Regions from separate parts of the Homo sapiens genome. Here all the other regions are linked to region 1. A link is a contact called in ENCODE Hi-C or POLR2A ChIA-PET data. All regions are on one chromosome and are shown on one strand. Each heading gives the region's core, a stretch centred on a gene start or an enhancer-like site at or near the end of the contact. The rest is flanking DNA. Distances are from core to core; before and after follow the strand shown. Region 1 overlaps TRPM3 (transient receptor potential cation channel subfamily M member 3). Region 2 holds the start of MAMDC2-AS1 (MAMDC2 antisense RNA 1). Region 3 overlaps SMC5-DT (SMC5 divergent transcript).

Region 1 (4,870 bases), core at 989-3,488:
TCTCTTGTCATATGTAGGCCTAGTGACATGCACATTCTTCCAGAACCTCTGCATTTTAATACTTAAGTAACTCCTTAAACCTATTTTAATGCTTAAGTAACTCCTTGAACCTACATCTGTCCTCTGAATACAAGTCTAATGTGTTCAGTGGAAGGAAGGTAGGCATAGATATCAGTGAAGCTTGGATTTAAATCTCAGCTCACATACTTCCTAGCTGTATCACCTTTTGTAATGTTAACCTGCCTGGGCCTCCATTCTGTAACATGGGATCACTTCCACTTTCCTTATAGGGCCTTTATAATGACTGGGGATCTATATATCTATCTATCTGTCTGTCTGTATCTCCCAACACACTGTAGAGGCCCAATAAATGCTGGCTGATATTATTCTGTTATTCTTTTTGTCTCCTCTTCCCTTAGTCCTTACTTCCCTTTGATCCCCAATTAACTGTTCACACCTCTCTTCTTTTTTTTTAAATTGCCCTCATTATTGGTTATGTTTCCTCCACTTTCATCATTTTTAGCCCCTGCCTGTTTTTTACATCACAGTTATTCTATAATGAACTTTTCCCATAGTCAAGCTATAATATAATATTTTGGGACAACTCTCAAAATACAGACTTCTGAAAATAGGGTCTTATGTTTAGATGGCATAACAGAGGACTGGCTGCTGTCCTGGAAGCAGCCTATCATAGAACTCACCAACATTCATGCAGCCTTGCTGTAGATTATCTTGACATGACATGCTTTAATTGTGTGTGTGTGTGTGTGTGTGTATATATATATATATATGTATACTCTGTAAGGTTTAGCAACCTGTATGTAGAATTTCCAAGCTTTTGAACCTGTGAGTCTTATTTAAGTAAGTCAGTAGGAGAACTCTAAGAATTTGTATTTTATTAACATATATTCTTTCTATGCATTTTCCATTAACTAAGATTCATGCTTCTTAAACTAACTATCAAACACAAGCACTAAAGCCTGACACAGTTTGCTATGGATCCCTGGTGGGGCTTTGCTCTTCCTCACTTCTTCCTGGGCCTTTTTCTACTACCTCTGGAGAGCAGAGGGGCACATGGTCTTGTAGAGGATAGAGTTGGTCACTACTAGAGAAACTCAGAGCACACACTGTGTCCTCTGACCTGCAGCCACTTCACACCTTGAATTTGAATCCTCTCCAGATGGATACCTGAAATAGGCTCTCAAAACAAGCAGGGTCTAGGAGCCAGTTGGACCCCTGCCTCCTTTCTTCTTGGACCAGAAGAGGACCCAATCTGCTCCTAGAGAAACTTGCTACGATGCAGAAGTGAGGTTATATGGAAATGAAGTGTGTCCTACCTTTCAGAAACTTGGGAGAGTAGGAGAGACCATTTTTGAAAATCTGGTGAGAAATACTCTTACAGAGAAAAACACAGCCCAAAGCACATGGGACCTTCAATCTGAAATTGAATTGTACTGTTAAGCATGTCTGGTGATTCAAAAGACTGGCATACCTTATTTCCAGTCACTTCCTCGAGGCCTGGGCTTTGTCAATATGTGAAGATGAATTTTGGAGAATCATGTAAACACAATTGAACAGATCTGGGGGATCCAGTCTGATGGGTTTGCTGAGGCCAATCCAGTCAGCCACGCAGAAGTGTGCTGGACACACAGGCCCCACCACCCCCCGCCAAAGAGGCAGCCTCCCAACAAGCTGCCAATGACATAAGCAAAGCAGCGTGTCTCAAGTGTCTCCAATCATAAGATTCGCCTGGGAAGCTGGTTAAACTAACACAGCCTCTTAGGCTCCTTCCTGAAGACTGGATTCCATGGGTCTATGATGGGGCTAGAAATTTGCATTTCTAACAAAACTCCCTTGTCATCATGGACGTTTTAGAGATATTGATACTATTATTTCTACTGATTTCTGCTCTCGGGAGTCTGTAAACTTTTTCTGCAAATGGCCAACTGGTTAACTTTTAAGGCTTTGTAGAACCGATAGTCTCTCTCTGTCTCTCACTACTCATCAACTTGATGTGGTAGCACAAAAGCAGTCAGTCAGCCTATTGCTAATGGTAAATGAGATTTAGCCTAAAGCTGCCTCCTTAAGTTCGGCCTGAAGTTTTCTCTGTACATTGTGAACTATAACAAATGAAGGTGTAACAAGACCAATCACCGAGTTTCGGTCAATCAAATGTAGCCAACTGCTCAAACTGTGTTCAAATAAGGCAAACGCTGAGCTGTAACCAATCCAGCTGTTTCTGTACCTCACTTCCGTTTTCTGTATGCCACTTCCCTTTTTCTGTCCATAAATCTTCCACCACGTGGCCCTGCCAGAGTCTCTGAGCCTACTCTGGCTTGGAAGACTGCCCAATTCACGAATCGTTCATTTGCTCAATTAAACTCCTTTAAATTTATTCGGCTCAAGTTTTTCTTTTAACAGAAATCAAGAGTCTGCCTGTGTTCCAATTATTTATGGACACTAAAATTTGAATATGTGTTTCAAGTATTCCTTTTCAAATTTTATTAAAAATGTAAAAACCATTCTCAGTTCGCAGGCCACAATCACAGGCCATGGGTTGAATTTGGCTCAAAAGCTGTAGTTTGCCAAGCCCTGTTCTAAGCTAACAGTTGGGGAATCATAATATAAAAGGAAGGACAGACCTGGGTGTGAAATAGCTGCAAAAATATTATCTCGGGCTGGGCGCAGTGGTTATTGCCTGTAATCCCAGCACTTTGGTAGGCTGAGGCAGGCCCATAGCTTGAGGCCAGCAGTTCAAGACCAGCCTGGCCAACGTGGCAAAACCCCATCTCTACTAAAAATACAAAAATTAATTAGCCAGGTGTGGTGGTGAACACCTGTAATCCCAGCTACTCGGGAGGCTGAGACATGAGACTCACTTGAATCCAGGAGATGGAGGTTGCAGTGAGCCAAGATTGTACCACTGCACTCCAGCCTAGGTGACAGAGTAAGAGTTTGTCTCCTAAATAAATAAATATTATCTTGATAAAATAGTTGTTAGGATTACAAAGAGTACTTAAATAATAGTACCTAGAACATTGCCTCAAACTTAGTAGGTGCTCAATAAAAGAAAGATATTATTTTTGTTGAGTGGATGTATGAACACAACACTGATTATCTATTGCTGGGCAACGTGAATAGCCTAGAAGAAACAATAGTCACAGTTACATTGTACTTATATGTCAAGGAACTGTTCTAAGTGCTTTACATGTTTTAACACATTTAATCTTGATTAAATCCTATAAAATCGGAACTACTATTATTGGCATCTTAAGAAAACTGTGGACAGAAGGGGAAATTAAGTTGTTTGAGGGCACATGGTAAGAGGTGCAGATGGGATTCCCACCCAGGCTGTCTGATTCCAAAGTCCATGCTTGTCACCACTAAGCTGTTTTCTGCAAGGTTAAAAATAATATAGAGCTGTATAAAATATATGAATAGAAACGATTTTTGCATGCCTCAGTTATTTTTGGGGGGAGAGAATTTTTCTCTTTTCCTAACATTGATAAATTTGAATTTTTACCTCACTGAAAACATCTAATATTTACATTTCGATAATATCCTATCTTTTCTCAAGACCACACTTTAAAGTGGTAGTTTCCGAATGGTGGCAATTTTATCCCACAAGGGAACATTTAGCAATGTCTGGAGACATTTTGATTGTCATACTTGGGGGATGAAGAGTTGCCACTGAGTAGAGGCCAGGGATGCTGTAAAACATGCTACCTGTTGGGGACAGCCCCCCACAATGAAGAATTATCCTGCCCTAAATGTCAATAGCACTGAAGTAGAGAAACCCAGCTTTAAAGTCAATGTTAAGTGTTAGCACACAGGACCACGTGAAAAGCACCTCATCTGGTCATTTGAGTCATTTTGGCCTCAGATTCAGATTATCCTGTTGCTGACTCAAATGACTGCTACGCAGCTGGTTGTGGAAAGGGCTAAAAATACAGATGCACTATCCTTCATCTGGCACAGTTCCACCGTGGCTGGAAAGAATTGGAGATGACCTGGGCCAAAAGCTCATCTTAAAAAAAAAAAAAATCACTGAACAGTAGAAGTAGAGAACCAATAATTGAACAATTTCTACCATATCAGGAGGTCGTCATTTCAGGGACAATCCACTCTTTTGTAGGCAGAAATATTTACAGGATGTGCAAACTAAACAATATTTGCCTTTGAGTAGTTTTTGCTGCTGTGGTTTGCATATTGTTAATTGTGTTGGAACAAGAAGGGTTGTTTGATGACACTAGCAGACTGTGAGTAGTTACACATGCACACACACGCATGCATACACACACTACCTTCTTTAGTGGTGTTACCTCCACACTCTCCTCACTCCTTACCCACCAAAAGTACCCCCAAATCCGGGACTGACATCTAAAATGGGCAACTGTGATCTAGCCCTTATCCATTCAAAACAAGGAAGTATTTCGGAAAAGAACATCTACTTTCCTGTTAGGCAAGACTCATACTCATCTCACCTCTATTACTGTTAGTTCTCACCTCCACCATTTCCTTTATTTTCTGAGAGGAGGCAAAATGTGGCCTGTGAAAGCTGCCTAACAAACGCCACAAATCTTGCAGAGCTATTGAAAAAGCAAGGTCACAGAACTTTCACTCCTGTGTGTGGCACTTACGACTTGCAGAGAAAACCACACAGATGCATGAGAAATGGACGTTGGCTCCTTGTGGCCATCCACTAGGAAGGAGAAAAGGAAATGTGCTTACTGTGTAGAACCAGAACTTCACGATGGGTGCATTGTAGAATTCATAGATTTTTCTGCCGAGGGGGATTAACCGGTGCTTGCTCTGAACTTCCTCTTCATCCTTCTTCCTGGAGGACTCCCCGTTGTTTCGTCCCAACATT
Region 2 (4,870 bases), core at 1,519-4,018, 430 kb before region 1:
CTGGGTGGGCTCCAATCTAGACAGGATCTCCTGTCATGGCAACACAGTGGCTGTAGCAACTGCAGTCTCATGGGCCTTTCAACATTGAATCTAGCGGAAAGTGAAAACTCAGACAAAAATACCCAAACTGAATCTCATTGGCTCTGATTGGAAATGTCTTGAGGGCATAGTACTATAAAGGTCATTTTTGATTCCCCACAGAATTTAGTATTCTGTCTTATACACAATAGTTGCTCAAAAATGCCTATGGAATGAATGAATGAATGAATGCACAAATGAATAAATGAATCTATAAACCTTCACTGACACATTTAATAATAACTAACCAATTAATTATTGAGACCCTAGAAAATCGGATGGTGGAAAGGTATCTATTTATTGCAAGAGGATTGAAGTCAAGAATGAATCAGTTTTAGCTAGAGTCTATTGTAGTCTAGATGTTATGTGTATGTGTATTTTTCTTGAGAAGGTTGATAGTTTTTCTTCCTTTTGTCAGGTATAGCAGTAAGAGATCTAATAAGAGGTACAACCAAAGAGAACTATGTTATGGTAGACTACTACAGGGAATTCTGTGGGTAATGAAGACTGTGGAATGCCTTAGACATGGAAGAGAAGACATAGAAAAATAGCACTGAAGGGAAGGAGTCCCTGAAAAGGGCAAGGAGAGACACCAGGCCAGGTTATAACAAACCCAGGAACTTAGGGCATCAGGACAACCTAAGGTTTCCCATTCACTAAGTAAGGTTCCCATTCACCTTGAGAAAGTTACTTAAAATCTCTAAGTCTCAGTTCTGTCATCTAGAAAATGAGAATAATCATAACCACTTACCTATTTTCCTAACTTCACAGGGTGGTTGAATTTAAAAACTGAAAGGCTTTGGGATTAGACTGCCTAGGTTCAAATCTTAGTTCTACCTTTAACCTCTCTAAGCCTATTTTCTTTATCTTTGTATTAAGAATAATTAATACCTACCTCACAGACTGTGGTGAGGTTTAAATGAAACAAGATATAAAACATACTTAGAATAAGACCTGGCATATGACAATTAATTATTGCTCTATTATTCATTTACTCCTTCATTCAGCAAATAGCTATTGAGTGTCTACTATGTGCCAGGTACTGTTTTAGGTACTCATGAAACACAGATGAACAAAACAGACAAGCATTTACCCTCACGGAACTTCTAGTAGAGGAGACAGACAAGAAATATTAAGCTTAATTATAATTATGCAGTATTTTAAAAGGCGATAATTGCTACAGAAATAAAAATGGAGCAGGTGAGGGAGTTAGGGAATCGAGAGGAGAATGTGGGTGGAGTTAACTAATGTAAATAGAAGAGTCACAACGAAGCCCATTGGAAGGTAGCCTTGAAAAGAGTTGAGGTAGCTCACCAAGAGCATATCTGGAAAGCAATGTTCCAGGTAGAGGGGACAGCCATTGCAAAGCCCCATAAGTGAAAGCATGCTCAGTGTGTCCTAGGAACAGCAAGGCGGCTGGTTTAGCTATAGCCTAGTGAGCTAGGGAGACAGTGCTAGGAAATGACCCAGAGAAATAATGGTAGGCCAGCTCATGGAGGACCTTGTAATTAATTAGAAGGGCTTTGGATTTTTTTTTTTTTTTCCGAGATAGAGTCTTGCTGTGTCGCCCAGGCTGGAGTGCTGTGGTGTGATCTCAGCTCACTGCAACTTCCACCTCCCGGGTTCAAGCAATTCTCCCTGCCTCAGGCTCCCGACTAGCTGGGATTACAGGTGCCCGCCACCATGCTCACTCATTTTTGTATTTTTTAGTAGAGACAGGGTTTTGCCGTGTTGGTCAGACTGGTCTTGAACTCCTGACCTCAGGTGATCCATCCACCTTGGCCTCCCAAAGTGCTGGGATTATAGGCATGAGCCACTGTGCCCAGCCAGGACTTTGGATTTTACTTTATTTCAAATGGAAAGTCACTAGAGAGTGTTGAACTTAGGAGAGAAGCGATCTGATCTAATTTTATAAGGATTGCTCTGGCTACTGTGTTGAGGAAAGACTAGGCGTGCAAATGAAGCAAGGGTGAAATCAAAGAGCCCTGTTAGAGGCTACTGCACATAACCCAGGTGAACAATGATGGTAAATTTGACTATGATAGTGGATTTGACTATGATGGCACATTTGACCAGCAACCATGGATTGAACTGTGTATTAGCAATGAGGGTGGTGATAAGTGGTCAAATCCTGGATATATTTTGAAAGCCAAGCCACAGAATTTCATGATGGATTAGATGAGTATAAGAGAAAGAGCAACGTTCTGAGTAGCCTGATAAAACCTTGCTTGTGTTCAAGAAACCCTTATTCTACTGAAAAATGGCAAAGTGTAAGGGTAGTGATGCTAGCATATTGTTATAATTGTCTTATTTTATTATTCCTTGTTAATCTCTTACTTGGCCTAATTTATAAATTAAACTTCATCATAAGTATGTATGTATAGGAAAAAATATATAGTATACATAGGGTTCAGTAGTATCAGCAGTTTCAGGCATCCACCAGGGATCTTAGAACATATCCCTCAAGGATAAGGGGGAACTACTGTAGTTTGCCAGGGCTTCCATAACAAAATATCCCAGACTGGGTGGCTTAAACATTAGAAATTTGTTTTCTCACAGGTCTGGCAGCTTAAAGTCCAAGATCAAGATGTCGGTAGGGTTGGTTCCTTCTGAAATTTCTCTCCTTGGCTTGCAGATGGCTGCCTTCTTGCTTCACATGGCCTTTCCTCTGTGCCAGTGCACCCCCGATATGTATCTTCTTGTAAGTTCACCAGTCATAATGAATTACAGCCCACCCTAACAATCCCATTGTGACTTAATTACCTCCTAAAAGGTTCTATCTCCAAATACAGTCACATTCTAGTACGTGGGTTAGGGCTTCAACATACCTCTTTGGAGAAGACACAATTGAACCCACTCCCAGGATTTAGGGCAATGGGTTGAACATTGAAGGAACAGGGTAAACTCTTAAGTTAAATGGCTGACAACCAAGCCCTGTCCTGCTCCTCATGTCATTATGCTAAAATAATGTTATAGTCTGAGCTTGCTTGACTAGTAGACCATGTCCTACCTTCTCCTCATAAATACACAGTCTATGAAAATCTAACAAAAGCACATATAGTAGATATTAAATTGCTCCTAATTCTACTCCTGTATTTACATTATTTCTGGGTTATGTGGACACACTTTAGCTAACATAGTATTGCTTTGTCTAAAGAAAATAATTTGGTTGTGTTTGCTTTGTCTTCTTAAAAACTTTGAAAGATGCTTCAGCTGCCTCGGGTTATACTTCATAGCAAAAATAGAGTGCATGTTATTATATGAATATATTGTGGAAAATTTTGAATGCACAAACTTAGTGTGTTCAACATTTATTTTGAGTGAATATTTGACATATTAAATAAAACTCTCTGGTGCACAACACAGAAAATTCTGATTTTTAAAGTAAATTTTTTCTAGGGCCTGCCTTCTTTATTCTCTGTTTCATTTGCTTCAATATAGATTTTCAAAAATTTCTCAAGACACCTTCCACTTTTCTAACTAACTCTTTTACCACTTATATCTTTTTATTCCCATGTACAACAATGTAAATAAGAAAAACAAGTTTTGCTACACTGTGCCCAGGGTACCTACAAATATAGCATTAGGTTGAAGGTGTTTTGTTCTTGTTCTTGAAATTACTTTAATAACTAATTTTCTAGGGAAATATAATATCAGTGATTATTTACAGTAGTTCCCCCTTATCTGCAGGGCATATGTTCCTCGATGCCTAGTGGATGCCTGAAACCAAAGGCAGTATTAAACCCTATATACAATATATTTTTCTCATACATACATACCTATAATAAAGCTTAATCTATAAATTAGGCACAATAAGACACTAACAATGACCAATAATAGAATAATTACAATATATTGTTCTCAATTTCACAGACAGAAGATTTGTTCCTACTGTAGATCTCAGCAACCTCAGATTTTTCCTTTCCTTGTTAAGTCACAACCTTTCACCTTTTCACTTGAAGCACTTTATGGCTTCTCTTTGCCATATCTAAACTGTCAGCATCACTACTCTTGCACTTTGGGGCCATAATTAAATAAAATAAAGGTTACTTGGACACAAGATCTGTGATACTGTGACAGTCAGTCTGATAACAAAGATGGCTAAGTGACTCACAGGCAGAGAGTGTAGACAGCATGGAGACATTGGACAAAGAGATGATTTGTGTTCTGCTTGGGACAGAGTGGAACAGTGGAAGATTTCATCATGCTACTCACAACAGAACATAGTTTAAAACTTATGAATTGTTTATTTCTGGAACTTTCCATGTAATATTTTTGGGCCACAGCTGACTGTGGGTAACCGAAACCATGGAAGGCAAAAACAGATAAAGGGGGCACTACTATATTGGACATTTACCACGTGTAGGCACTGCGCTAGGAACCTCAACATCCTTTCCACAACCTGTAAGGTAAGTGAAAGTTCCCACGTTTTGCAGGAGGAAGCTGAAGTTTAGGGAAGTTAAGTGCCTTTCCAGGGCCAGCACTTACTGGTGGAGCAGTAACTGGTGGAGCAAAGACTTAATCTCACATTTGTCTGGTTCTAATGGCTATATATTCTGCCTACACTGCCTCACTAGGGTTTCCAAACCTACATGCTACTAAGAGACCACACATGGCCTGGAACAGCTGTGACAACTTATATGTGAAAAGCACAGTTTTTCATAAACCAAAGACCCTTCACACCAAAGCAGAGTGTCTTCTCCTAGAAAATACAATGATTGGTATTTTGGAACATTCCTAGAAATTGATCCAGCAGAAAACATCTAAACTTTTTCTGATCTATTTCTAGTGT
Region 3 (4,870 bases), core at 890-3,389, 380 kb before region 1:
TTATTAGTGACATAAGCACTCTATACATTAATATAATAATTATTACTTTTTTCTCTTAATTTTCCCTTACCTCTTTTTACTCCACTGATACAATAATTTTTATAGCATGCTTTATTTCACATAGACAATCTCAATTTTTTATCTCATTAGAATGTAAACTCTATATCCTAACATGGAGTACAACATTTCTTGCTGTTTTGTTTACTTTTGTATTCTCAGTACCCAGAAAGTGTCTGGTATAGTAAGTGTGCAACAAAAAAATACTTGAATGAATGAATGTCTTTCCCACTTCTGTGAGATGGAAATATTTTAGCTCTTTCACAGATAAGGAAACAGAGTCTCAAAAGAGTGAAGAAATTACTCAAGATTTTGTATCTGTTAAATGGAGGAATTTAAGAGTCTGGTCTGATTCAAAGGCTCATACCTCTTTACTACTTTAGCCAAAAGTCCATTGTTTTCTTGAAGTTGGGAGGGTTTCCCACTCAAGAGTGTCCAAACTCATAAATTAATCTATTAAGAGCATTATCTTTCTGAATGCAAAGAAAACAAAAAATTCTCAGCTACACAAAATAAATATTCTGAAGTTTATGGAGAAAATAAAATTTTATAATAAAACAAAATTTTGCAAATGAAATTCTTTCTATTTATGATTAACTGCCTATAGTGGAGGAAATCCCTAAACAGAGCTGAAACATTGGGGAAGGAAGATTTCAAGATGTTGACCTATTCAGCTGCGTACTAGGCTAGGCATCATAATTCCTCCAAAGCATTATTCCTGTCCAGAGCTATCAATAAGAAGTGATATTGCCATTGATGATGTTAAATTTCAGGCAGGACCCTGTGGAGGTAATATTTTTTCCCAATCATATAAGCTTGACTGAAAACGGACTTTGCGATACTGTCTCAAACTACAAGAATACAAATTAAATATTTTTCTATAATAAAAATACTGTTATTTGCTGAATTACTGTATTTGCTGAATTAAGGAGTGAAGATTGCATATTCAGGACTCAACACAGTATCTGGTACCTAGTAAGGGGGTTATAATATGTGGTGAGTGAATAAAGTCATTCACCAGCCTCCTTGCTGGTAACATAAATCCATAGTAATAATCACAGCTAACATTTGTTGAATACTATTTTCAGACATTGTTCAAAGAGTCTGTTTCGCTGACACAGCTGTGTTTTTATCCTTACAAGGTCACCTCCTGAACGTGCCAGCTCTCCTACCAGCTCCATCCTCAATGTCAATTTACACTCTAGGCAAAGATTCCAAGTTTCCCTCTTTCAACAGGATTTATTGGCTACCAAAATTGCCTCTAAGGTTGCTAAACTGGGAATCCTACTAGGGATGCCAACTTTGGAAATTGGGGGAAAAGAGGGTGGGGGTTGGGGTACTGGATATTGGCTTAGAGCAGAAAAGGAGGTAATTCTTACCAGTTGTTGCTAAGAAACAACCTGAAGTTAATCTAAGAGAAAAAAAGGAGGTGGAAAGTGAGCTGCTTAACTCCCCTTCCCTCATTTATGCTTCTTCGACAAAATTCGATTGTTTGATGCTTCTTTTCCCTTTCCAAGTTGCCTTTGGCATTCATTTCAACTATATTTCACCTTCATTTTAACTATATTTCACATGGATGAATACATGGAAGGACAGTAAGCACATTATAGGTTTCTCAGGTTTAGAAATGCCCAGGGAGAAGAAATGCTAGCTAACAGATACTGCTTAACAATTTAAGCCCAGTGTTGGCTTTTATTGCAATTCTCAGCAGCACCTAAACACACAAGTGCTTCAAATAGAAATTGCTTTCTCACACAGATTGCCTTCTCTCCTATAATTTCCTGTCTAGGATGGAGATTATTTGTGTATAGAAGGGAGTGAAGGACTGAATACTGAGAAAATAGTGCCTGTGATGCAAGGTCTGGTTTAATATGGAGGAAGAAAAGGTTCAACAAAGATTTCTTGAGAAATCTATGCTCCAGGCATTGTACGGAGCATGGAGGTTACAAAAATGCTCACAGATTAGTGAGGGAGAGAGAGAGAAACCAGTCAACACAGTTCGGAGTGCTAAGTACAAAACGGCCATATGCCCAGGGTGCTATGGGAGGGCCTCTTGGGGGAATCTGACCTGGCAGGGCAGAGGCAGCCTCCTGGCTGCAGTCTAGGGAGAGCAGTGGAAAGCAGCAGTGCCCACTCGCACAGTGTCCCTGATGCCTTCATGTCTTCTCTCACACTCTGAGGGCTAAGACCTGGGCTCTGTGACTTCTTGGTCTCATGCCAGGGACTTGTGTGATTTAACCAGAACTGGAAAAAAAAAAAAAAAAAACCCTGAGTTTTTGTAACTAATAATTCTAATGACACTGCATTTTCAACATATGGATTACTATAAAGAGGTAATATGGCACAGTGATTAAGGACCCTGTTTCTGGATTTATGCTGTCTGTTTAAATCTCGGGTCTGCCACTTACAAGCTACGTGACTGAAGGCAAGTCATTTACACCCTCTCTGACTCCTTTTCTTAGTCTGCAAAATGGGGCAAAGACTTATTCCTGCTTCTTAGGTTGCTGCAAAGATTAAACGAGAATAATATGAGCACCTACAACAGTCTCAGACACACAGAAGCCATTCCAGTTTATAAGGTTTCAGTGAAATTTCAGATAAATATGGTGATTTTTATGTATTCTTTTTCTACGAAGGAATTGTGAGTTTACAGCGCCATCTTAAGGATAAAGCAAACATATAATCTTGTCATTTTATCATCTTTTTCTTTATTACTCACAGTACAACTCATTTTGACTAGTAGCTGGGTAATGCTTTCCCCTGTGTTCTTCCCACTCCACTTGCCCCTAGCAAAATCCCACTTGCCCCTAGCAAAATCCCACTTGCCCCTAGCAAAATGTACCATTGCTAAAGCTAACTTCTTGTTTATCTCCTCAAGAATGCTCACTTACTCAGTTTTGTACCCCCACTGCCTAGCATACTCAACAAAGATTTCTGGATTAAATAAACAAATGCTTAGTAAAAGCATTTCGTTTAGTACAAACATGCATGTAGGTTTCAAAAATCACAAGGAATATAATGGTGCTCTTTGATCCATCACAATTTCACTGGTCATTTTAATATATTTGTCTGGACATTACTCTCCCCAGATAATCCCAGCCTCTAACATTTCATAAACGAACCAGGCTGCACCGTGAATACTTGTATATTTAAAAATACACGGTGAATTCGAACCCAAATCAAAAACCCCACTGACTATTAAAAAAATATGGCAAGAAAGGGTGGGGGGAAATGGAAAACAGATACATAAAGGCAGGTGAGTGAAACATCACAATGTATACCTATTGATATCATATAAACATATTGCTTATTCAAAAAATTAACAAACATGGCAAGATTTATATGCTTAAGAACATGAAGGTATTCTATGTGGCAAAATAAATTATCTAAACGCTGCCCCATTCCCCTATATACATGTGTACACATACACACACAAGACAAAACATTTAAAAATTCTTGGTGAAATTTGACGACCTTTATTGTAAATGAATACCTAAGCTGGTAGGAAAGTAAGGGAAATGTCCAGACACCCTCTGCAACCCCTCCTCTGCTTTGAAAAAGAGAACTGAAAAGCAGAGATATAAGTACATAAGCTGACGCTATAGCTACCTGGAGGGAGGTTGTCAGTCTTGGTAACCTGGGGGCTTAGGCTCTTAAGCCATAAAGGGATCAGAAAAGAGCCTGCCAAGGGTGGGGAGGATAGAACAGAGACTTCACAAATAAGCCCAAGACTCTTGAAGAGCTACATTTTTACTAAAAGGGTAAATCCAGACAATAAAATAAAAATAGAAATCTTCCTTCAGCACAGGGAGATTGGTAGGATGCCAACTCTTCTCCATTTAGACTGTGGTATGGGGGATAGGAGTTCTTCCTTGAGAATTCCTAGTTATATTACACAAATTTAGAGTGCAAAATTACCCTGACCTCATGATCTGGGAATCCACAAGCTCAAAGTTTAATGTGAGAATATGTCCCTGGCCAGTGATATTCTTGGGGCACCTGGTTGAAATTAATATAAAATTCTTTAGGGGACTGTGCACTCAACCTAGGCTGTGCAGAGTTCACACATATAAAACTGCACTAAAGAAAGCTCACAATCCAAAACTACAGAACGTTTTGTGAAAGAATCCACTAACAGCAAAAATCAGCTGCTAAGAAACAGAAGAATTATATACCCAAGACTTCATAAGATGAAAATTGTTTGTAGACACTTTAAGTATTTTTTAAAATGATTAGAAAAAGATATAACGAAGCCAATACTCTATGAAAATGCAGATAGTTTTTGTTTTCATTTTTGTTTTTGTTTTGAGAGAGAGTCTTACTATGTTGCCCAGACTGGAGTACAGTGGCTATCCATAGGCACAATCATGGTGCACTATAGCCTGAAACTCTGGGCTTAAGTGATCCTCCTACCTCAGCCTTTCAAATAGCGGGGACTATAGGCACATGGCACTGCACCCAGCAAAAAGCAGGTAGATTTTTTAAAAACCGAATAGAACTTCTGCATATAATAAATAATAGTCATAAAATTAAAAATTCAGTGTGAAAGACAAACAAGCAATTAGCCATATCTAATAGAAAGAGAATGATGAACTGGAATACAAGGTAATAAAGCTGAGTACAGCACAGAGAGATAAAGAAATGGAAAACATGAAAAAGAATAGGAATGAGAGTCAATGTATTGAAATCAGTGACAGAAAAAGAGAATGGGGGAGAGGTAATGCTCAAAGGGAGAATATTTGAGACTGTTTCAGAATTGATTATAGACAAAAATGTTCAAAATCATGAAGTTCAGTAAATTCTGAGCAATATA

Evidence for each region. A loop is a pair of places that touch in the nucleus more often than their neighbours do. ChIA-PET counts read pairs that join two places held with the same protein, here RNA polymerase II (POLR2A). Pooled maps may share reads with other maps.
Region 2: a pooled map of heart right ventricle shows a loop between it and region 1 (3-fold over the local background). The contact joins the promoter of MAMDC2-AS1 here to the enhancer-like site in region 1. A Hi-C loop is called at or near these places in 1 of 168 maps with a recorded cell type or tissue (sigmoid colon) and 4 of 50 pooled maps. POLR2A ChIA-PET finds 5 or more read pairs at or near these places in 1 of 52 experiments (H1).
Region 3: a loop to region 1 is called in a map of K562, with 3 times the contacts of the local background. The contact joins two enhancer-like sites. A Hi-C loop is called at or near these places in 2 of 168 maps with a recorded cell type or tissue (IMR-90 and K562) and 6 of 50 pooled maps. POLR2A ChIA-PET finds 5 or more read pairs at or near these places in 1 of 52 experiments (AG04450).

What each region holds. Positions count from the first base shown.
Region 1 is chr9:70,605,878-70,610,747 of GRCh38, forward strand. TRPM3 (transient receptor potential cation channel subfamily M member 3) reads right to left here. Exons shown (of 26, transcript NM_001366145.2): 19 at 4,732-4,870. LOC107984011 (a long non-coding RNA gene) reads left to right here. Exons shown (of 3, transcript XR_007061572.1): 3 at 1,181-2,395. Among named protein-coding and RNA genes, the nearest start is that of KLF9, 190 kb to the left of the region's middle. Within about 2 kb of position 2,239, at least 8 of the 41 ENCODE cell types and tissues checked have a DNase peak (open chromatin) inside an H3K27ac peak, as active enhancers do.
Region 2 is chr9:70,173,120-70,177,989 of GRCh38, forward strand. MAMDC2-AS1 (MAMDC2 antisense RNA 1) reads right to left here and starts at 2,769. Exons shown (of 4, transcript NR_040076.1): 1 at 2,636-2,769. The region is part of intron 11 of MAMDC2 (MAM domain containing 2); the gene reads left to right.
Region 3 is chr9:70,227,089-70,231,958 of GRCh38, forward strand. SMC5-DT (SMC5 divergent transcript) reads right to left here. Exons shown (of 4, transcript NR_039990.1): 3 at 2,126-2,301. Among named protein-coding and RNA genes, the nearest start is that of SMC5-DT, 29 kb to the right of the region's middle. Within about 2 kb of position 2,140, at least 6 of the 41 ENCODE cell types and tissues checked have a DNase peak (open chromatin) inside an H3K27ac peak, as active enhancers do.